Regions from separate parts of the Homo sapiens genome. Here regions 1 and 2 are each linked to region 3. Evidence: chromatin loops called from intact Hi-C (ENCODE). Cell type or tissue: OCI-LY7. All regions are shown on one strand. Region 1 has its middle 45 kb from the start of FAM124B. Region 2 overlaps LOC105373909 (a long non-coding RNA gene). Region 3 overlaps DOCK10 (dedicator of cytokinesis 10).

Evidence for each region. Hi-C counts contacts between places; a loop is a spot of excess contacts. Peaks named below come from ENCODE experiments on the same cell type or tissue, not always from the same donor. Only the 100,000 strongest peaks of a DNase experiment are listed, where the experiment ranks them.
Region 1: it touches region 3 in a loop (4-fold over the local background); 73 of 110 quality-filtered maps call a loop at or near these places.
Region 2: it touches region 3 in a loop (10-fold over the local background); 3 of 110 quality-filtered maps call a loop at or near these places.

Annotation. Positions count from the first base shown.
Region 1 is chr2:224,353,494-224,361,493 of GRCh38, forward strand. No RefSeq gene overlaps it. Among named protein-coding and RNA genes, the nearest start is that of FAM124B, 45 kb to the right of the region's middle. In OCI-LY7, CTCF peaks have their summits at 4,063, 4,267, 6,287 and 6,489; DNase peaks (open chromatin) are centred at 4,088 and 6,298.
Region 2 is chr2:224,607,302-224,615,301 of GRCh38, forward strand. It overlaps LOC105373909 (a long non-coding RNA gene), which reads left to right. Exons shown (of 3, transcript XR_923955.1): 2 at 1-17. Among named protein-coding and RNA genes, the nearest start is that of CUL3, 26 kb to the left of the region's middle. In OCI-LY7, CTCF peaks have their summits at 4,828 (motif pointing right) and 5,029; a DNase peak (open chromatin) is centred at 4,850.
Region 3 is chr2:224,775,510-224,783,509 of GRCh38, forward strand. DOCK10 (dedicator of cytokinesis 10) reads right to left here. Exons shown (of 56, transcript NM_014689.3): 51 at 2,629-2,775. Among named protein-coding and RNA genes, the nearest start is that of CCDC195, 63 kb to the left of the region's middle. RefSeq lists an enhancer at 3,104-3,203. In OCI-LY7, a CTCF peak has its summit at 3,109 (motif pointing left); a DNase peak (open chromatin) is centred at 3,102; H3K27ac peaks cover 588 bases.

The DNA.
Region 1 (8,000 bases), 420 kb before region 3:
GACTCAAGCGATCCTCTTGCCTCAGCATCCAAATTAGCTGGGATGCTGAGCTACTTGGGATGCTACTTGAGAGCTACTTGGAATGCTGTTGCAAGAGGCTCACTTGAGTCCTGGAGGTCGAGACTGCAGTGAGCCATAAACGCGCCACTGCATTCCAGCCTGGACGACAGAGCAGGACCCTGTCTCAAAAAAAAAAAAAAAAAAAAAAAAAAACCCGAAAATTATAAAGTACTTTTGAAAATAAGGAATAAACAGAATATATGAATTGACACAAGAATCGCATCACGATTGCCCTTCTTAGCAGCCAAATGTTGGCTATGGCTTCCTTGTTTATTTGTTTTTAAAATTATAGCAGCTGGGCTCTACCGCATGCCCCCAAAGCAACCCCTTCAAAACCCAGAAGCTGAAAAAGACCTCAGAAGAGATGTGAGGAAAATTGACAAAATGTTTACAGTTGTTCTGTTAGGTGTCATTACATGAGGCTGTGATATTATTTTCTGTACTCTTTTGCATATTTGAAAGATTTCATAATTAAAAGTAAATATAAATTAGTGTAATAAGATGCAAAATGGGGCCAGGAGCGGTGGCTCACTCCTGTAATCCCATCACTTCGAGAGGCTGAGGCGGGTGGATCACTTGAGGTCAGCAGGTGGATCACCTGAGGTCAGGAGTTCGAGACCAGCCCAGCCAACATGGTGAAACCCCATCTCTACCAAAAAAAAAAAGTACAAACATTAGCTGGGCGTGGTGGCACATGCCTGTAGTTCAGCTACTTGGGAGGCTGAGGCAGGAGGATCACTTGAGTCCAGGAGGTGGAGGTTGCAGTGAGCTGAGATCGTGCCACTGCCCTCCAGCCTGGGCGACAGAGTAAGACCCAATCTCAAAAAAAAAAAGAAAGATGCTAAATGGCCGTCTCAGAACCCGGCCCAGAGGAGGTCTGCAGAACACCCTGGTTCCTCTTCTCTCCCATCCCCTCCAGAGCTCCACCAACGAGACCTCAGAGCTGGCACCATCCCTTACCTGTTACCACCTACCGTGGTCATTGTTTTTTACCTGTTGCCAGACTTGCCCACTATCATTACTAAAACAGTCAAGCTTTTGTTGGAACCATTGGTCATTTTCATCCTTCTCTGTCGACGGTGGAGCAGATCGCCTCCATCTGGGGATGAAACTCTGAACGTAGGAACAGAGGAGCAGCAGCAGCAGCCTCCACCCAGGAGCTCAGGCCACGGCTGCCTTGGCTGGAATGGTGCTGTCTGGTGCTGCTGCTATTTCTACTGCAACCATCACCGCCCTGATGTAGGGCCTCCCAGGCATTCTTGGCCCCTGGGCTTCTTTATGTCAGAAATTTAAGATGTGCCTGATCACCATTCTGTGGGGATATTCTTGCAAAATAAAAATGCCTAAATCTGGAAAAGGCGGAAATCTGGAACTCTGCCATCAGCAATGCCTCTTAGTCTATTAGTGGCCTCTGACCCGGTTCTTCCATGTGGACGCCCTGGGCTGATGATTCCCCGGGGGCTGTGGGAGCCCGGGGTGGGGTGCGGGGAGAGCAGGAGGGATGTGCTGAGAAACTCCTCTATTACCAGCTTTGGAACAATTGGTTTGACTTTTTTCCTAGCCTACGAACAATGCTGCCTCACTTTTTGTTGTCTGCTGGTGGATAATCCAAGACCCCAAACCTAAGATGACAAGATCACAGTAGGTGCGATCGTTCTGCTCCAATTCAGGGCTTTTGAACATTGACTCCCTGTTTCACTCTTCTGATGCCCCGGGTTTTATTGAGAACTATCCCTCAAATCTCCTCATCCTCCTCCTTCTTCCCTCCTCCTCCTCCTCTTGTTCTCCTCTTCCTCTTGTTCTCCTCCTCCTCTTTTTCTTCCTCCTCCATCCTCCTCATTCTTCATTCTGTATCTGATTATCAGTCCCAACCATGTATTGAGTTCCCATAAATTTCTTGAGCTTCCCTGAGAGTTAAAGAGACTTGACAACTTCCCTGCCCATGAAAGAGCTTCTCATTTAGTTGGGACAATAAGAAACCACATGGGAAGTTGAAGAGCACCCGTTGAGCCTGTGGGTGTGCAGTGGGAGCTGTGTACTAACTCCCCAGGGCATTCAGAGCCTCCTCAAACAGCCTGGGAGAAATGTGTCCACTTAGCACCTCCTAACCAGCAAGAACTCAGCTGGGGCTGTACAAAGGTTAAATCTTCAAAGGTCAGGGTGGTATTGGGGGTTTTTAATGATGTGAGAATTCTGCCCTCATTGGCCTCTCAATTGCTCGTACTTTTTCAGAGCTAGAACCCAAAAGGGATGCTATCGTGTTAAGGCATAGGAGGACATGATTCTAAGGAGGGCCTAAGACATGCTGTCTTTGCACAGGTCCAGAAATCAATGATCATACTCAGGATATCCACCTCGCTCTGACAGAGGGATGTACAGGGTGAGCAGGGCCCTGAATTCATACCCTCAGGAAACCCAAAGGACTCCATCAGCCAAGTATTGTTCTGGAGTAGCGAAATGAGCCCTCTTTCCCAGTCCTGTTTCCACTCGGGTTCCAATGAGCCATATTAGAATAGGAGGGAGTGGTTTTAACACGACTCAGGATATAATTTCTTGATTGATTTCCTTCGTGTTTCTCCCCAGAAGATTAAGACTATAGAGCTGTTTAAGATATTGTCAGGCAACTCTTCCTTTTAAATACCAGGTACCTTCCATATTTTAGGATCCTGATTAATTTTTTTATTTATCTAAATTATTGCCGCAAACAAGACCTAGATTCTTATTTTTAAGCAAAAAGCAAAAAGGCCTGTTTTTGCCCCCTACAAATACACACTCTTTCCATGTTCAACAAAGCATATTTCCTGCTCAATATTAAATAACACTTAAAAGTTATGGGTGCTAGCAAGGACGGGGTGAGAGGGTGATGAGAAGAGTGAAATAGGAATAATAAAAGACCAGGAGGAAATATTATGAGAACAGCAACCTCTCTCCAAAATAGTGTCACAGCCACATGGAGCGCCTTCAAGAGGCAGACAAATTACAGAGCCCGTGCAGCAATTCATGAGAATAAAATGATTGAATATTGCATGGGAGATGGATCACCCTTAAAATCTATGAACGTCCTATTTTGGGGGGTAAAACAAGCTAGTTTCTGATACATTTTAAAAAGGTTTATGTTAGTTTAGAATCAATGTGAAGTTTTCCCTGTTAGTAATATTTTGCTTATTTTAATTTCCAGTGGTTGGAAATGTTCTCTGTAGATAAGGTTTACAAAATATGTAGCCCGATTTTATAACAGATAATCCTCTCATTCATTTAAAAAAAAAAAAAAAAGAAGAAGCCGGGTGCGGTGGCTCACGCCTGTGATCCCAGCACTTGGGGAGGCCGAGGTGGGCGATCAGGAGGTCTGGAGATCGAGACCATCCTGGCCAACATGGTGAAACCCCGTCTCTACTGAAAACACAAAAAATTAGATGGGCATGGTGGCACACGCCTGTAGTCCCTGCTACTCGGGAGGCTGAGGCAGGGGAATGGCGTGAGCCCGGGAGGTGGAGATTGCAGTGAACCAAGATCAGCCTGGCGACAGAGCAAGACTCCGTCAAAAAAAAAAAAAAAAAAAAAAAAAAGGAGTAAAATCAATATAGGAGGTAGCACCAATCATCTTTGACAAACACAGAGAAATTTGTAATAATTACCTATGAAGGAATGCTTAAAATGGTCAGAAGTTCCTAGGAATTACAACAGATGTCCTGGTATTTTGGGTATTTGGCCCCAAATCTGCTATGTTCAGCCCATCTGAGAATAAACATAGGCTAGGGACTTGTAGAGACAGCGACAGTGGCCCCTTCCTTGCTTCAAAAGGTTTGAGGGTGTTTTTCACCAACTTTAGGTTAGTGCAGATTTTTTTTAATTTAGTGCAAATTCTTGTAAATATATGTAAGGCAACAAAACATGAAAATGAAAGGACTGATCAAAAGCAAGTGACAGAAACTAATCCATATTTAAATGAAGCATTGCATAATCAACTCTCAGAATGAAAATACTTCCATTTCTCATCGCAAGGTGGCGATAGTACCCCGCTCATTTACTACAGATGCACCCAAGGCCCTGGGAACTTGCAAATACTCATTAAAACAGTGAGAGTGTACATTGTGGATGTGTGACACCTTTTCCCTGTGCAGGTCAAGATTTCTTCAATGAAACGGAATTAATTGGGTAAATATTTACTGAATGCTATGCTACAGGAAGCCCAAGGATTCTTGGTTTTGATATAGACCTTGCGGGGTTACTTCGACACGTGTTTTAGTCTTCTAGAACAAGATGGACTCTTGAGTGGGTTCCTGGCATGGTCTCAGACTACACTGGCTTGGATATAGCTCCAATAAGACATGGTCTTGAAATTTTCCAAGATGCAGATGGTCTAAAATTGGCTTCCTTGTGACAAATTACCACAAATGGTAGGGATTCTTTAAGGCCAGTTGCAGTGGCCTGGGTGCCAGCCTCATTTTCTCCATCTTTGTGCTCCCAATGACAGAATTGCAGGTGGCCTGGCTTAAAGTGGACCTCCCACCATCACATCACCTCCACGCATCCTGTCCCTACTCTGACCCCTCAGAAGGGATATCCTCTCTGACCTGCAAGTGGCCATAACACTTTGAGACTTTTGGCTGGGGAAACCGGCAAAACCCATCCACTGCTGAAGCCAACCCCCTTCCATTTTTCTTTAAGAAAAAGTACATTTTGGCCGGGCGCGGTGGCTCATGCCTGTAATCATAACACTTTGGGAGACCGAGGCAGGCGGATCACGAGGTCAAGTGTTTGAGATCAGCCTGGCCAATATGGCAAAACCCCGTCTCTACTAAAAACACAAAAAAATTAGTCAGGCGTGGTGGTGCGTGTCTGCAATCTCAGCTACTCAGGAGGCTGAGGCAGGAGAATCACTTGAATCTTGGAGGTGGAAGTTGCAGTGAGCCGAGACTGTGCCACTGTGCTCTAGCCTGAGTGACAGAGGAAGACTCTGTCTCAAAAAGTAAAATAAAAAAATTTTAAAAATTAAAAATAAATAAATGAAAAGTACATTTTAATGTAAGGCAATTAATTTGAGTTCATTTGGACAAATGGAGAACAAACATCAGAATGGAGTATCATTAAGAGTATACACTTCTTTTAGCTTAATGAAATTTTGTGTGTACATACATTTCATTCATTAGAAACATATTCTTTCATTCTTCTCTCCATTCGGATGAATGCATAGTCCACTCTGCACTCACCTTCTCGCTAAGCTCATCCTCTCTATGATGCTATGTTCTTTGAACCGCCCCATGCCACCTGCATTAAAAATGTTTCCTGGCCGGGCACAGTGGCTCACGCCTGTAATCCCAGCACTTTGGGAGGCCAAGGCGGGCAGATCACCTGAGGTCAGGAGTTCGAGACCAGCCTGGCCAACATGGTGAAACCACGTCTCTACTAAAAATACAAAAAATTAGCCAGACGTGGTGGCACACACCTGTAGTCCCAGCTACTTGGGAGGCTGAGGCAGGAGAATTGCTTGAACCCGGGAGGCAGAGGTTGCAGTGAGCCAAGATCACACCACTACACTCCAGCCTGGGTGACAGAACCAGACTTGGTCTCAAAAAAAAAAGATCTGTTTCCTTTTGGTTCTTGAGAGACAGACTGTCTAGAAATTTCTAAATTTCTAATTTAGAAACTTACCAGCAGAATACTGCTGGGCAAGTTAAAACAGCACAACTCCGAGGGTCGTGGGGAATGAACTGGGTTCACAGGTGCACAGCACATGGCACGAGGCCAGGCACAAATCACATGTTCTGGGCGTGTTAGCCGTTCCTATTCTGATTGTTCTATATGTTGGGCAGCAGTTTCCGCACTTGTATTAAGTGTGTCTTTTTATTCTGATGCTTTGACATCTAGGACCTTGCTGACTCTAGACAGACTGCCTGAATCAGGCCAGCCAATTTCTAGAGATAGTAAAGGACTCACCTGCAAGTGCACCTTTCAGATGCCAAGCAACGACCCCAGAGCCCACACCCAGCCACCTCCTTTAGCATCTGTCATAGGGCCCTCAGACTCAGGCCAATATTCCCCTGCCCTAATCACCCCAGGGCCAAATACTAGACAACCAGACGCAGTCCCTCCACCCCAGAGCTCACTGGAATTATTCAAACTAGCCAATCCTAAGCCTGCTTAGCCCACCCCACCAGGGAAACCAGGATAAAGGTCCTCGCCCACTATTCCCCTCACCAATTCTGCCTCCTGACTTGCCCTAGTGCTCTCCCATGTGGCCGTGAATGGTGTGGCATGCCCCCTCCACCAGGAGCTGTGAGCAATAGCTATCTTTACAATGGCAGTCTGGCAGTTGTCTCCTGATCTGTTGGCCTCACCATAATTAAATTATATACAATTGAATCATAATATAAGTATGAATAATATTCACAATTGAATAATAATGAAATCTACATTTTAAAACATTTTAATAAGGTTCAAGACAGTTTTGAAATATTGATATTTTCAACATGATTAGAATAAATTTATACCCATAGACATGATGGCCAACTATAATGCATAGAATTATTATGTAACATCTCTTATGAACTAAACATTCTACTGTGTAATTTAGAGAATATAATAATTTTTAAAATAATCTTTAGTCTTCATCACCCCTCATTACTCCTTAGAGGAATCAGGTACATGTGCAACATAGCATAGATTATAAGACAAACTGTGATCATTGCCATTACAGAGATACAAGGAAATATGGGAGGGTAGGAAAAGGAGAGATTAATTCTGGGAAGAGATTTCCATTGTGGATAGAATCCAACATTTTTAGGCTGGGCGCAGTAGCTCACACCTGTAATCCCAGCACTTTGGGAGGCCAAGGAGGGCAGATCACTTGAGGTCAGGAGTTTGAGACCAGCCTAGCCAACATGGTGAAACACTGTCTCTACTAAAAATACAAAAATTAGCCGGGCATGTTGGTGCATGCCTGTAATCCCAGCTACTTTGGGAGGCTGAAGTAAGAGAATCCCTTGAACCTGGGAGGAAGGGGATGAAGTGAGCCAAGATGGTGCCATTGCACTCCAGCCCGGGCAACAAGAGCAAAACTCTGTCTCAAAAAAAAAAGGAAAGAAAAAGAAAAGAATCCAACATTTTTATTTCCTTTTATATGTTCTACATTTCTTTATTCAGTGTTAATTTGGAGATTTATAAAGACTTAAAAATCACTTTTTTAAACTAGTACATTCTTGATTAATTCAAGTAAATCATTGCCACCTGACAAGCTTTTTAGCCTCCAGTAGAACAAATTATGAGTCAATACTGCACACAATTCCTTCTAAGAGTGAAATGAAACATGAGAACTTGTTATAGTTGGAGAGCTCAATTATATACGTGGGCAACTTACATTTTGTTGCCAACTAACTTGGCCTCGTGACAATCTAGTAGGTTGCAAGTTTGCTTGGCATAAAGTTTAACTAGGAATGAAAATTAGCAAAAGTATTTAGAAATTTTTTATCCTTCTATTATATAGTTTAACTGCTTCTGTGGATTATTGTTTTTCCACTTAAAGATAATTTTTATGATCAATAAAGTATTACGCAAACAAGAATCCACTTAACACTAATATCAGTTAGGCATCAGCATGTCCCTGTGATGTACATGAGTCATCTTACATAAAAATGACTGCAGTGATTTTTAACAAAGGAATTCTAGGTAGTCCCACTAAGACTGGGACCTGTGAGGCTCATATGCAATGACAGGTGTCTTTTTTGCCTTTTCTCAGTTGCTGTCTTTACCTCTTCTGGGTAAAAATGGCCTTGATAAGGCCATTGCTTTCTGCCACTGGCCCTTTCCCACCATGTCTGGGCAAATGCCCTCATGGCCTCTTGTTAGCCTATACGGCATCCTTGTGTAAATTGGAAAAAGGAAAACTTTCTTTGCAACCCTCAGCTGTCCCCTCTGAAAAGTTATCTTAACTAACATGAGTC
Region 2 (8,000 bases), 170 kb before region 3:
TCCATCAGAATGACAAAGTAGGCAAAAAGTGTTTTGGTGGGCACCACTGCCTCCTCTTTCTGCATTATCTCCTACCTCCCTTCCCTCCCAAATGCCCAGGGTCCTAGTCCACATCCGAGCTATTTGGGGTTCCTCTGCCGCATCCCACTAAAGCTCATTTTTCATGGGCATATTCTAAAGTGAACCAAATCCTATCTTTCAGCAAAAGTTACTGCTCTTTATTCCTTTTTTTATGGGCCCCATTTTTTTCCTCGGGAAAGATAATATCCAAAAAAAAATCTATGTCTGATAAATTGTTAATGATGAGAATGGATTTAGGATAATGTCTGGCACAAAAATACTTGCTGAAGATATAAAAGCATCTGGTAATCTAATAATATCTCTAGGTCACATATATATGTTCTAACAGGGACCACTTGGATACATTTCTTAAACTACAGAAAATGATGTGGTTATAAAATAATTCAATAATAATTGATTGAATTATATCTCTTTGCTCTTCATCAGCTCATTTATGGAAGGTCATCCCTTTATTGAGACTGCCCAAAAGACCCTCAGGAACTAAATTTAAAAGCTCCAGACCTATAAGAAAGTTCTATTTGGGGGTATGTCACCCATTTATTAACTTTATAGCTTCATATAATTGATGCATATGGTGAGCCTGGTCTTATGGGTGAAATCTGTTATTATATGAATAGGCATTGAGTTCAAGGTACACTTTTGGAAATTTGAGGCTTGTCAGTGATGCTGACTATTTCTGGGCACTGGTACAAGCCCCACAAAGAAAGATTAGTTACATGTTTTCTTTAGTGATGACACGAATTGAATAATATACTCTCAGATTAAATTTGTCACCTATTCAACACAGAATACTTACAAAAGGCCTCAAAGCAAATATAGTTTGTTAAGTGTAAAAACTGGGGAATGTTGACAGCTGCCAAGCCCACATCGTGTTTACACATTTTATATGCTAAGCAAACATGTCAGTTTGTCTGACCTAGCTGTGCCTTCTTCCTGAGAACCTGTTCCCATTACTTTTGGTGAATGGGCAGCAAGCCACATGACCCCATCCTCCTGGACACAGTGGATTGGAACAGAGATGAAAGAGACAGGAAGAGACGGAGACACACATAGAGGCAGAGAGAGGAAAAAAGGGCAAAGCCAGCAGGTAGTCAGACAAAGATCAGTGAGAGAGGGAGGAAAAAGGAAAAAGAGAGTACACATTTTGATTTCAGAGATCTTTCCAGTTCCTCCTTGTAGTTCTGTGAGTGGCCCAGATGTATGTTCTATCCTGATTCTATAAGATAGATAATCTGTGTAACAGAGAAACCTAATTTCTATAACAGTATCCAATAGAAATAGAATGCAAGCCACATGTGTAATTTAAAATTTTGTAATAGCTACATTAAGAATATTTTTAAAACAAGTGAAATCAATTTTAATAATATATTTAACCCCATATATATATATATAATATTGCTGTTTCAATATGTAATCAATATAAAAATTATTGAGATGTTTACAGTCTTATTTTTATACTAAGTCACTAAATTCTGGTGTGCGTTTTACACTTACAGTGCACCTCAGTTTGGACGAGCCAAATTCCAAGTGCCCAGTAGCCACATAATAGCTACCCTGTTGGACAGTGCAGACACAGAACAGTTACTGGAAGGCAGCTGCGCTAGCAGGAGCTGTTTCCCAGCTGCCTTGCATCTAGGAATGACCAGGTGACTAGTTAGTGCCAGACCTAAGAGTAGAAGCTGTGTGTGTTACTTCCAAAAACAAGGTGGTTAAGAAGCAGATATGAGCCGGGCCCAGTGGCTCACGCCTGTAATCCCAGCACTTTAGGAGGCTGAGGTGGTGGATCACCAGGTCAGGAGATTGAGACCATCCTGGCTAACATGGTGAAACCTTGTCTACTAAAAATACAAAAAATTAGCTGGGCGTGGTGGCAGAAGCCTGTAGTCCCAGCTACTTGGGAGGCTGAGGGAGGAGAATGGTGTGAACCCGGAAGGTGGAGCTTGGAGTGAGCCGAGATTGCGCCACTGCACTCCAGCCTGGGGGACAAAGTGAGACTCCGTCTCAAAAAAAAAAAACACAAGAAGGAAGGAGCATGGGTCTCTGAAGCATCACGTTGAGGAAAGTCTGCTGTCAGTTGGATGTATTCATTTTGGATGTTAAGCAAGAAATCAACTTTTTTGATTTGAACTGCTATATATTTTTTTTTTGGTTTGCTTAGCAGTTTAGCCTATTCTATCATGTGTGTGTGTGTGTATGTGTGTAGATATACACATATATTTTATATATAGATTATTTATATAGAGAGATATATTTGTATACTCATGTTCATAGAAGCATTATTTCTGTACTGCTGTTAAAAGCTTTTTCTATTTCTAGTGGCAAGTGATACTCTAAAACGTGTGAGTGCATGCACACACTAACTACCTTTGGGTTTTGTCAGTGAGTAATTTATCTGTGTGTATTTTACCCAGCACATGTTTAGGCTGAAGACTTTTTTTTTCTTTTTTTTGTTTTTGAGATGGAGTCTCACTCTGTCGCCAGGCTGGAGTGCAGTGGCACAATCTCGGCGCACTGCAACCTCCACCTCCTGGGTTCAAGCCATTCTCCTGCCTCAGCCTCCTGAGTAGCGGGGACTACAGGTGTGCGCCACCACACCCAGCTAATTTTTGTATTTTTAGTAGAGACAGGGTTTCACCATCTTGGCCAGGATGGTCTCTATCTCTTGACCTCATGATTTGCCTGCCTCGGCCTCCCAGAGTGCTGGGATTACAGGCGTGAGCCACCGTGCCCGGCCAGGCTGAAGACTTTATCTGGAAAAATAAAGCTCTAAAAATAAATTGAGAGGAGAATATGAATGAACTATAAAACTCTTACAAGAAAACGTTGGACAAAATCTTCACAACATTCAATTTGGTGATGATTTATTGGATATAACACCAAAAGCACAGGCAACAAAAGGAAAAACAGACAAACTGGACTTGATGAAAATTTAAACATTTTGTGCATCAAAAGACGCTAAACAGAGTAAAAGGTAACCCACGGAATGGAGAAAATGCTTGCAAATCATGTATCTGATAAAAGATTAATATCTAGAATATATAGGGAACTTCTAAAACTCAACAACAACAAAAACCAAACAAGCCAATTCAAAAATGGGCAAAGGACTTGAATAGACAGTTCTCCAAAAAAGACATACAAATGGCCAATAAGCATATGAAAAGATGCTCAACATTAATCTTCAGGGAAATGCAAGTTAAAACCGCAGTGAGGTACTACCTCACACCTATTAGGACAGCTACCATAAAAAACAGATAACAAACGAAACAGAAAATAACAATTGTTGGAAAGGATGTGGACAAATTGGAACCCTTGTGCACTGTTGGTGGGATTGTAAAATGGTATAGCCACTGTAAAAAATAGTATGACAGTTTCTTAAAAATGGAATTACTATATGACCAGCAATTCCACTTCTGGGTATATACCCAAAGGAATTGAAAGCAGGATCTTGAAGAGATATTTGTACACCCATGTTCACAGAAGCATTATTCACAATAGCTAAAATGTAGATACACCCTGAATGTCCATTGTGGATCAGTGAATAAGCAAAATGTACATATTTACTTATTTGTGGAGTATTATTTAGCTGTAAAAAGGAATGAACTCCTGACACATGCTGCAACACAGATGAACTTTGAGAACATTATGCTAAAGGAAAGAAGCCAGGCTGGGTGCAGTGGCTCACACCTGTAATCCCAACACTTTGGGAGGCCGAGGTGGGCGGATCACCTGAGGTTAGGAGTTTGAGACCAGCCTGGCCATCATGGTGAAACCCCGTCTCTGCAAAAAATACAAAAATTAGCAGGGCGTGGTGGCGGGTGCCTGTAGTCCCAGTTACTAAGGAGGCTGAGGCAGGAGAATCACTTGAACCCAGGAGGCGGAGGTTGCAGTGAGCTGAGATCATGCCATTGCACTCTAGCTTGGGAGACAAGAATGAAACTCTGTCTCAAAAAATATAAAAATTTAAAAATTTTTGCAAAAGGAAATAAGCCAATCGAAAAAAGACTAATACTGTATGATTCCATTTATTTGAGGCACTTAGCATAGTCAAGATCACAGTGACAGAAAGTAGAATAGTGGTTGCCAGGATTAGGAAGTGGGGAAATGGGGGATTGCTCTTTAATGGGTGTAGGGTTTCAGTTTTGTAAGATGAAAAGAGTTCTGGAGATGGATGGGAGTGATGTTTACTCAACAATATAAATATACTTAATACCACTGAACTGTATACTAAAAATCATTAAAATAGTACATTTAATATTATGTATATTTTACCCCAATACAAATAATTTATTTTAATAATGTTATTTTTAAGAAATCAAGAGGAGTATATGACCAAAGCCTTTAGAATTCTGAAAGGTTGGATTAGTAAACATGGACTTCATCTTTCCCAAGAGTTTTTCCAACCTCAATGTATAGCTAGTATAAGGAAAGGGTTATTAATAGCGTAAGCATTTAACACGTTTATTTTCATTGTGCAAAAATAATTATGACAGAATACTTAAAGTTCCAAAGGCACTGTGTTCAGTCCTATGATATCCTTACAGGAAATATATCTGTATTTTTATGGAGGGAGATTCTGAAACATAAAATTGTTAAAGCACTTGCTCAAAGTCATTTGCCCAGTACTTTAAAATGGGGCTTCTCAACTTCTGCATTATTGACTTTTGGGGCTGGATAATTCTGTTGTTGGGGGCTGCTCTGTGCATTGTACAATGTTTACCAGCATCTCTGGTCTCTACCCACTAGATGTCGGTAGCACCCCTCACCTTCAAGTTGTGATAAAAGACTTTGTGGAAATGTGCCCTGGGGGGCAGAATCACTCCAGGTTGAGAACCACTGCTCTAACACCAGCAGCTTCCCGAGGTTAGGGAGGCCCACCAGAGTCCCCGGCCTTAGAAATGGGGTTTCAGAAAATAACTGGTCAGGTCAAGGTAGGATCAATTTAGGAGGATCTCACATACCAAATTATCAAAGCAAGGGTAGAGGTGGGAGTTTTGTCATAGGAACGAACTAATCTATCTGTTTTAACTTTGATCAGAGTGGTGCTAGGTGATTGAACTAGGCCTTCTCCAATGTCCTTGGAGAGTAAAACATCTATCCCGGGGCTTAGGATGGGGGGTTAAGCCTCTAGGTGGGGAGGCAGTGAACAGAAGGCAGTGAGAACACACAAGCAGGCAGAACATGACAAGATAGCAGAGCAAGGCAAGAATCATCCGAGCTGGGACGATTCAGAAAAGTGTAATGAAAGAATTGTCATCTGAGCAGGGGTATTTTTTTAAAGGCAAAATTCAATGGTTGTAAGGGATGGAAATCCACTCAAATTAGTTCCATCTGAAAGAGAGGTTTATTTTTAGGATATAGTACACTCACGTAAATGAGACACAGCTGGGAATGGAGCTGCAAATTGAAGAGCTGCTGAGGATCATCATTGCTTTTTCTTTACACGGCTGCATGATCCTTCTTCTATGCATCGTTTTGCAAGTATGCTCTCTTCTGTTTGGCAAACTTTCTTTCTTTGCTTACTCTTGGTCTCTGATCATCCATAGTTTTGTCTTGCCTATGACTTTGGTTTGACATAGTGTTGACCCATGAACAGACCCAGATGAGCTTTCACAGAGCTTTCTATGTTGAACTGACTCTATTAATCTCCAGATTCCCAGGAGAAGAATCTGATTGGTCGAGTTTGGGTCAGCTCTGCACCCAACATGATTAATTCAGCTGAAAGTAGGAGAGGGAACACATGATCAACACATGGTCACCTCTGCCTGTTCCTTTAGCAGCTCTGGGGAGCTGAGGTGAAGGATGGCATTTTCCAGGGAAGGCAGTTTGGGCAAATACATTTCTTATACGGCCTTAATGGGTGGAATATGAAATATGGAAGAAATTAACTTCTGTAAGAGGAAGTGGTACCAACAAAGGCATGAAACAAAGATATTTTATATATATACATATTCAGTAAATTTTCTAGATTAATTAGACTGATGTTCAAGGATCATTACATAGTTGGGATTTATTGTAGCCCAAGATTTACATAGAGGACAATAAGGTAATGAGGCTGGAGATACAGTCTGCTATCATATTGTCAAGGGCATTTAAATGCCAGACAGGCATTTAGATTTTTTAGGGTGTCTCTAATGTCTGAGGATACACCATGGAGGGAAACTGCCAAGTTTTTCTGGAAAATATTCTTTGGTTCTTGGGTAAACCCTAGGATCAAGTCAAGTAGCAGATTAATTTCATTTTACAGGGCATTGAAAGAGAAATCAAGCCACAAATTGAAACAATGTTGAAAGAAGGCAACTAGAATAAGAGTCTACCTAGTAAGTTAGTACAAAAAAAAAAAAATAGATAATCTGTTATCTCAGCACTTTTAAAATAAAGCTAGTAGATCTCTACAAATGACCTAATTAAAAATCCAAGCCAAGAAGCCAAAAGCCATTCCACAACAACTACAAATAACAATGACAACAACAACAGCAGTGTTTATAAGGCTTCTTCTATGGGCCCACTACTGTTTTAAGCATTTGTGTGAATGGTATAAGGTAAGCGAATGAGTGTTTTATTCGCCTTCTGTTAAACACGTATAATCTTTTTCTTTCATGGCCCAGAATCACTGAATCTTGAGTTGTAAACGATTGTGACCTCTATGCCAGGAGCAGAGTCTCCTCTAGAAATATCTGTTAATCTCTAACAGTTATGAGAGTCTGTCTGGTAATTGGCCTTTTACCTAGAAGCTAACAGATTCCACATTATATAGCCTTATGGTTCCAAAGACTGGACAGGCAGTTTCATGTACAGAGGTACAGCTGACTTGGATACTATATCTTGGGCCTTAAAGTTCACATTAGAATATCAAAGTGTTTTGTAAACTGCATGTCTCTATAGAGAATACAAATCTACTCTAGGATTAAATAAGCCTGCTTCTTGCTTTAAGTTTAATGCTAATGGTAAACTGAAAAAGATTTCTAGTGACAGATAATTAGTGATAATGGTAATTACCGGCCTTTATATGGTCTTTCACCCAAACAGATGGCAAAGCACTTACAAAATGAATGCTTTAAGGCATAATTTCTCCGCCTTCTTAAATAAAAGTTCCTCTAGGGTCAACAATAGTTTGTATTTAACATACTGCATTATGTTACCCATAACTAAACAAACATTTCCAGACAATTCAGTTAGTCTGTTAATTTGCTTAGCAATTAGCTTTGAATGGATTTTTTTGCCCTGAATACATTATAAATGTATGAATGCATGTATGCCTTGCTTATTTTTCTTATTATTTTATTTAACTTTTATAAGCCACTGTGGTTACCATCGCATGGATGATTTCCAGGGAGCGGGAGGCTGGGTCACTTAGCAGGCTTACACAGGCCCTGTCTCCATGAACAGAAGCCAGCCTCTTGTAGATGGAGCCATCCATTCCTGTACATTTGTTTCTGTTTTTGTTTGTTTGTTTTGAGACGAAGTCTCACTCTGTCACCCAGGCTGGAGTGCAGTGGCACAATCTCAGCTCACTGCAACCTCCATCTCCCAGGTTAAAGCAATTCTCCTGCCTCAGCCTCCCAAGTAGCTGCAACTACAGGAGCATGCCACCATGCCCAGCTAATTTTTGTATTTTTAGTAGAAACAGGGTTTCACCATGTTGACCAGACTGGTCTTGAACTCCTGACCTCAAGCAATCTGGCCGCCTCAGCCTCCCAAAGTGCTGTGATTACAGACATGAGCCACCGCGCCCGGCCCATCCCCACACATTTGATATTTCTGGGTATTCCTGGATTCCTAGGACTGTACATCAGGATTCATTTTCTGGGGGCTATTTTCCCTGTTTCATGTAGAGTTCTAAAGACGACATTAAAAAGGCATCAAAGTTTAATCAAAATGTATCATACATTTATACCATGAAAGGAAACACAGAGACTCTT
Region 3 (8,000 bases):
CTGTCTCCTAGGCTGGAGTGCAGTGGCACGATCTCGGCTCACTGCAACCTCCCCCTCCTGGGTTCAAGTGATTTTCCTGCCTCAGCTTCTCTAGTAGCTGAGATTACAGGCATGTGCCACCACACCTAGCTAATTTTTGTAGTTTTAGTAGAGAGAGGGTTATGCTCTGTTGGCCAGGCTGGTCTCAAACTCCTGGCCTCAAGAGATCTGTCCTCTTGGCCTCCCAAAGTGCTGGGATTAGAGCCAAGGGCCACTGCACCCAGCCCTAGAATGCAAGCTTCTTGAGAGTAATTCAAATGAAAACTTTTAAAAAATATCTTTTGGTCCCTCTATGATTTTACCCATGTATCTAGACTGAGGCCACTGGCTTTGGGCTTGTGCCGAGGAGGGAGATTCCTTGTTTAATTTAGCAGATTAGCTGATAAGCCTATTACATGATTGCAAAATTTTATAGTTTTAAGGTCAGGTTCCTTCTCTTATCTGTAACAAGTCATCCCATGCATTTTTTTTTTTTTTTAAACAAACTGCTTTGGTGAGTGAGTTTGACAAATAGCAAGGAAGACAGGCTGGGGGTACTAAGAAAATCCAGGAAATTGCACTTGCTCTCCCTTGGAGTTGGAAGAGCTGGAGTTCTCAGCTTTTCTAATGAAACCTCAAAGAATTTTAAAACTTCTTCCAATTTTCTCCATCTGTCTACCCATCCACTGCCTATCCAGTCCCAGAGATTTGAGGGACCTCCTGAATTTATTTTGTAATGCTACTACTAATTACACTGTAAGGCGGGTATAATTGTAACCATTTTACATCAAAAATAGAGGTTTCGAGTGACCAGCTAATTTCTCTAAGATCATCAGCTGATAAGTGGTGGGATGGTGGAATGAATTCTTAAGTTGTTCTGATACCAAATTTGGCATTTTCTCATCCCCCCACGCTGCCCCAGGAACTCTGTGTATACTTTCTACCTAGGAGAGCCACTAATAAAGTAGTTCCAGCTGCCTGCCTTCCTGGGGAAGGTGACTATAGCTAAGAAGGAGAATGATGAACACATTCACAGAAATTTCTGCCCAGACTCAAGGATTTCATGCCCAGATGCCTCCAAACTTGAGCTTGTAAAAGAGGACAGAAAAAAAAAAAAAGAACTCTTCTGTAGCCCAATAGAACTGTATGCCATTGGGCACAAACCACCTTTTCCAGCTGCATCTTCTGCCACACTCTTCTATCCAAACTGTGTTTCAAAGACCTGCCATTCTCTAAACATATCTCCCTCTTTCATTCCTCCCCATCATTGCATGTGCTGGGCTTCTCAGCATGCCCTTTGCTTCCAGAAAACTAACTCAAACATCATCCCTTCTATGTAATGCTGCCCAACTAAGAATGAGCTGTTAAGGAAGGTCCCTGCCCTGAGCTTTCCTTGTACAACTTGGACTTTGACTCTCTGGTGACACTTTATTGTAATCTATTTAATTGGCTGTTTGCACAGGTCCTTCTCTTCTTAGCCCCATGTGAACTGTGAGCTCCAGAAGGAAAAGACCCTGTGCGCCTCATCTCTCAGTTCTGGGCTTGGCATTCAGCAGGCATTTGATAGAGGTTGGCTAACTGAACGACAGTGTGTAAGAAGATGCTGAGTAATCTAAAAGAAGAGGTAAGTATTTGCTTTCTGGAGCCAAGAGGAAGGTAACTGAATGTTCAAAGGTTAATGTAATGTAATGTAATGTAAAGTATGGCGTAGTGTGATGGTTAATATTAAATGTCAACCTGATTGGATTGAAGGATGCAAAGTATTGTTCCTGGGTGTGTCCGTGAGGGTGTCGCTAAAGGAGATTAACATTTGAGTCAGTGAACTGGGAGAGGCAGACCTGCCCTCAATCTGGGTTGGCACCATCAAATCAGCTGCCAGTACAGCTAGGATAAAAGTAGGCAGAGGAATGTGGAAGGATTAGACTGGCTAAGACCCTGGCCTCCATCTTTCTCCTGTGCTGGATGCCTCCTGCCTTCTAACATCAGACTCCAAGTTCTTCAGCTTTTGGACTCTTGGACTTACACGAGTGATCTGCCAGGGGCTCTTGGGCCTTCAGTCACAGATTGAAGGCTGCACTGTCAACTTCCCTACTTTTGATGTTTTGGGACACAAAACTGGTTTCCTTGCTCCTCAGCTTGCAGACAGCCTATTGTGGGACTCCACCCTGTGATCGTGTGAGTCAATACTCCTTAATAAACTCCCTTTCATATATACATCTATTCTGTTAGTCCTGTTCCTCTAGAGAACCCTGACTAATACGCCTGGGAAGACTTCCTTAACTGAATAAATATTTTCAACTTGCTGTTTTCTCCAATTCCACCACTGAGCCCAATTACTTTCAGGCTTTGATTGCTATTCAAATGCAAATAACCAATGGAGACGTAGAGAATTTACTAAGCTCTTTTTAAAAGTTACCCAAATAAACACATATAATGTTTTTGACCCTCCTCCCCTCAAATTACCAACCAACAGGCAAACAAGCAAAACATCTAAAATCGTTTTTGTAGTTTACTTTGCATCGTCAGGCAGAAAATGAAAACTTAATGTAGTTAAAGAATAAAAAACTCAGTCAATTCTTAGCACTTGCATGAATACTGATTTTCCTCTACCTTGTTGGAATCCTGGATTATCTTCACATTGTCTGCTCCAAATTTATCTGCATAGAGCTTGAGTAATCTTTGGGAAATCTCGGACAGACCTGTCAGCTTAGGCTCTTTATAAATATACTCTTTACCTTCTTCTTCTTCAAAAAAGCCCTATGGAACATAATGAACCACCAATTTTATTAGACAATGCTAATCATAAATCAAAAGCAAAACAAAAAGCCATTTACTTAAAAAACATATACAGTTTTTGGTTGTCATCTAATCCATTGGTTAACACCCTATAAAATTCAAAATCGGAGAAGAAAACACAGTGAGAAAATAAAGTATCATCTTATAATCAGACATTAATGTAAATATTTCCTAGCCAGGCCAAAGAAACTCATGAAATATCTTACAAATATTATTTTCTCTATTTGTAGAACTCAATGGTACTACCTACTTGCATATATTTTGGGGGAAGAATGCCCTCTTGTGGCAGCTTGGGGTAGAACACGAAATATGGAGCAATTTTTGGCAGCATTCAAAGAGCAGTCAGTATCATTTTTAATAAGATCTCCTGTAAGTCTTTGAAACTAACATAAGAAATGGTGTATGGCATGTAAAGCTATTTAAATGGGCTGACGTGCATCCCACATAATCTTAGATGAAAAACCACAACACTTTATGTAGTTGTCGTAACAGAAATTACATGTGTTATGCTCCCAAGTACTGCTATTTAAAAAATAACTTTACATCAACATGACTTCAGGGACCTCCTGAAACTTACCTATATGTAACTTAATCATGCAATTCACCTTACTAAGAGATCTTTTACATTCTTGAAAAGGAAGACATTATAGGATTAAAAATAGCAATCATATCATCATTTTTATTCCACAAGAGCAAGTAGGTTTTAGCCTCTATTAATTTATTTGTCTGGTTTGAAGCAGGGGGAAGGGAAGATTCTATTAGCTGCAGATAACTAAGTGAAGCAATCTTTATAATTCCTTCTCTTTGAAGAGACACAGAAGCATATTTCCTGTGGAATACATGTGGCCTCAGAATACTAGATTAAGTTCGGAGTTAAGAACCCAAGGATATCTGGTTTCTTTTTTTTTTTTTGGCAGAGTCTTGCTCTGTTGCCCAGGCTGGAGTGCAGAGGTGTGACCTTGGCTCACTGCAACCTCTGCCTCCTGGGTTCAAGCGATTCTCCTACTTTGGCCTCCCAAGTAGCTGGGACTGCAGATGTGTACCACCACGCCCGGCTAATTTTTGTGTTTTTAATTAAGGTGGAGTTTCGCCATGTTGGCCAGGCTGGTCTCAAACTCTTGACCTCAGATGATCCACCCACCTCGGCCTCCTAAAGTGCTGGGATTACAGGCTATATCTGGTTTCTTCTAATTGTAGAGTTGACCCATAAGGAAATGCCTTTTGAGGTCTGGGTGAAGACACTGGATGTCAAAAGGAAACTTACCCATATTAAAAAATCAGTTTTGACTATTTAAAAATATTAATTGTTAAAAAAAGCATAGGCAAAGTGTTCCAGTGCTATTATTTTTTCATGGTGAGACAATATAAGAATATTGATTAAACTCACATCTGTATGATGCTTTATACTTCAAAAGCACTTTCATACATGTAAATAGGATCATCTTTAACAGGGTAATTTTTATTCTAAGTGGGCTGTGGCTGTACCTTTGCAGAAGCCAATGAACAAGGTCTACTCCATAGCAGAATTCTTGGCAATCAGGTAATCACCTGCTTCCTTGCACATCTCCCTAATTGACTTTGGGCTTTCTAAAGGTGGGAAATGTGTCTTCAACATTGCATGCCCAGTGTTTAGCACAATGCCTGGTCTTTAGGAGGAGGTCACTCTATTTGTTGAACAAGCAGATGAATGAAAGAGTTCTTAAAGGGCACACATCTTAAAAAGGCGTATGTGTACCAGGCATAACTGGAAAATAGTCCACGGCTTTAAATAAAGATGTTTTTATTGAACAATTTCTTCGAGAAATGTTCAAGACAAAATGCAAGTAATTATAAATGCCTTGACCCCAAACTGCTACAAAGTGTCATATGATGTTGAAAGCATGTAAAGCAGCTCCTGTCATTCCTGTAGACTTTGTAGGGGTAGTGAGGTCTGACTCCACTCCCACATGACTTCCAGCCTGCTATGTTTTTTTTCTGTTGCTGTCTTTGTGGAGTTTTGTCTGATTCAAGGTCAGGAGTTAGTGGCTACAATTGACAGACTGACACATCAGAGAAATAAGGCTTCTGAAGCTTTCAGGCGAATCCTCATGGGGCTAAAGCTGAAGCAACATTTGCAACTTCAATTTCAAGTAGAAAAATGTCTCTAAGGTTCAGGAAAAGATTTTTTCTTTTTCACCATAGTGTGAAAACTAGTACAAAGACACATTTTCACTGTAAAATTTTTCCCCTGACAAATTTCCGAATCTAGAGTGAGCAGAAAATGAGTGGTGGGAGGCAGGTAAAAATTGTCATCATCGGCTGGGTGCGGTGGTTCACGCCTGCAATCCCAGCACTTTGGGAGTCCGAGGTGGGCGGATCACAAAGTACAAGAGATCGAGACCATCCTGGCCAACACAGTGAAACCCCGTCTCTCTAAAAATACAAAAATTAGCTGGGCATGGTGACACACGCCTGTAGTCCCAGCTACTCAGGAGGCTGAGGCAGGAGAATCGCTTGAATCCAGGAGGCGGAGGTTGCAGTGAGCCAAGTTCGAGCCACTGCACTCCAGCCTGGGTGACACAGTGAGACTCTGTCTAAAAAAAAAAAAAATGTATTGCGGCCTTGCTCATAACCTGTGACTTTCTTTCATCCCTCCTCCTTGGGCTGTGGGATGGGAAAATTCAGACTCAGCAACCTACTTACTGGGAGGCTGTAAGGACCGCGCTTGGTAAACAGATGGCCTTTGGTGAGTGCTAGCTATGTTGAGGATGGTAATGATCATGACGCTGGTGGTGATGACAACAATGATGAAAAATCTCTGTATCTATAAAGCAATTTGAGTTCTGGCTTTTATGCAGCTTAACTCAGTTTTCAGTGCTCGAAAATACATACTTTCAGCTTCTCTTGCCTGGGCAACTGAGTTTTTCTTATTATAAAAGGTCTGTTGAAGCTCATTACAATATTTTGGCAAGTGATCAATTGGTGATTGGAACCTTTTTCTAAAGAGCTTGGAAATGTAAACCTGTTTTGTAAAATGAATAAGAAGGAGATGGAGGAGCAGAATAAACCATTTACTCTGCTGTCCACTGGGGTTTCTGTAAAGAGTTTTGAAGCCAGACAAATGGCAGCTCTGAAAATGTTTGGAATGCATGCTTACCTTATACCCAGGGAAACTATCAAAGCAAAGCCCACTGAGCTACAGACACTATCTGAAGGAAGGCTTCAATTTCAGCTCTGTCTATGATATAAATGATTTACAAACAGGGACACAGAGTTATGAAAACCAGGGTCAGTTTCTCTTTTGCTTTAGCCCCAAGGTTATAAGCTGACTGCATTTCAAGGCAATGGGAAATGTGATCTCTGCACTTCCCTTGCTAGTTTGATTTTTAAAATGTCATTTTGCAATGCAGTAAACACCTTCTTCTGCTCTGGTCAAGAAAGAACACACACTAGTTAAACAAGGACTGCATGGATTATGAAACTTTAAGGCAATACATTATGGTAAAAATGTACTTCAATAAACTGACAACTAAAAGCATTGACTCCTCCTCAGATGCTTTTGCAGGTACTTCAGAATCTTGCAATGTCCCTGGATCATCACTGTGTTGTCAAATATTAGGGCCCCTGGTATTTTATTAGACTCATTCAAAGTTCACAAAGAGAAGAATGTATTTGAGGAGGAATCTAGTATACAAAAGACAGGCCAGAAAATGTCAATACTAGGCTAAATGCTAAGAGAAGAGAAGCTACATGAATGAATTTCTCTGCATTCATGTAGCTTCTCTTAGCATATAAATCTGAACTCAATTATGACATTTAATTATACAGTATAGATATGTGGCCTAGATCAGCGACTTTCCTATAGGTGGAGAGCTATATCATGTCCCAAAGTGGAGATGATGGTTTTCCATACTACGCCTGCACCTTCCCTCCTCCCCCAAACTCCTTTTTTATTAAGATCCTGAGATGCAAGTACACCCATATAGGCATGACTGCAAATTATGGAATCTATGGCCTTTGGTGGATAGAATAAAATTCTTCCAGGTCTTTTACTTAATTAATTCCAGGGGCATCTGATATTTTAAGTTATGTAATGGGTATTCACTTGCTTTCATGTTAAATACCAGGGCCTAAGGACTTCATTGATTATAGTCGATGTTTGCTCACTGCTGCTGTTTCATTACTATGGAAATCAATACCTCAGGGACACTTTGGAGGACACTTTGTATAGGCTGCTATATGTCAAATTTCCATATTGATGCTGATGCCGGGTGTTGCATTAGACAATTCATGTTGTGCAAGACTTGCATTTTTTTAAAGTTCCTGCTATGAACGATCAGTTTTAAACTTGTTTTCTAGTGTCTGGCTCATTACAGACACAATTAGTATTAAATACCCCAGCCAAAACTATAAAATGAGAGCAGTGGTCTGCGTGGGACACTAAAAAATTGTACCCAAAGGCCTTTGTGCAGGCAAAGAGCCTATTGCATATCATATTTCCATAATCTTTTTAACATCATTGCAAGACACGTCAACTTGGATATTAAAAGGTAAGTTTTACAGGGACATAAAGCACCATTATGAATAAGAAATCATTTCTGACCATGGAGATTATGCTAATCAAGTAGTCAAGATTTTATCTTAAATCTTCGGAACCTTCATTCTGTACACGTTCGGGGGAATGCTCAAGTCTACTTGGTATTTATTTATCATGGAATGTGAAGTGATATGTGCTGTCTGCTCCTGTTGAATCCCATAGTTCTCACTCTCCATGTGGTGTCTTGAGACAGGCATTTGAATCTCATCTGAGCAATGATGAATGAGGCTCTAATTTGCTGCTTATCAGGATGACCTCCATTGGTTCTCCTTGTTCAAAGGTGGCTGAGTTTGAACTTATGGAGTGTCGTGCTTAGGCAGGTTCTCAGTCAGAGAATTTAACAAAACACTTTGCCTTTTAAGCTCAGACTGGAATTTTTTTTTTTTTTTTCTTGAGGCAGAGTCTCACTCTGTCTCCCAGGCTGGAGTGCAGTGGCACGATCTTGGCTCACTGCAAGCTCCACCTCCAGGGTTCACGCCATTCTCCTGCTTCAGCCTCCCGAGTAGCTGGGATTACAGGCGCTCGCCACCACGTCCTACTAATTTTTTGTATTTTTAGTAGAGACAGGGTTTCACTGTGTTAGCCAGGATGGTCTTCATCTCCTGACCTT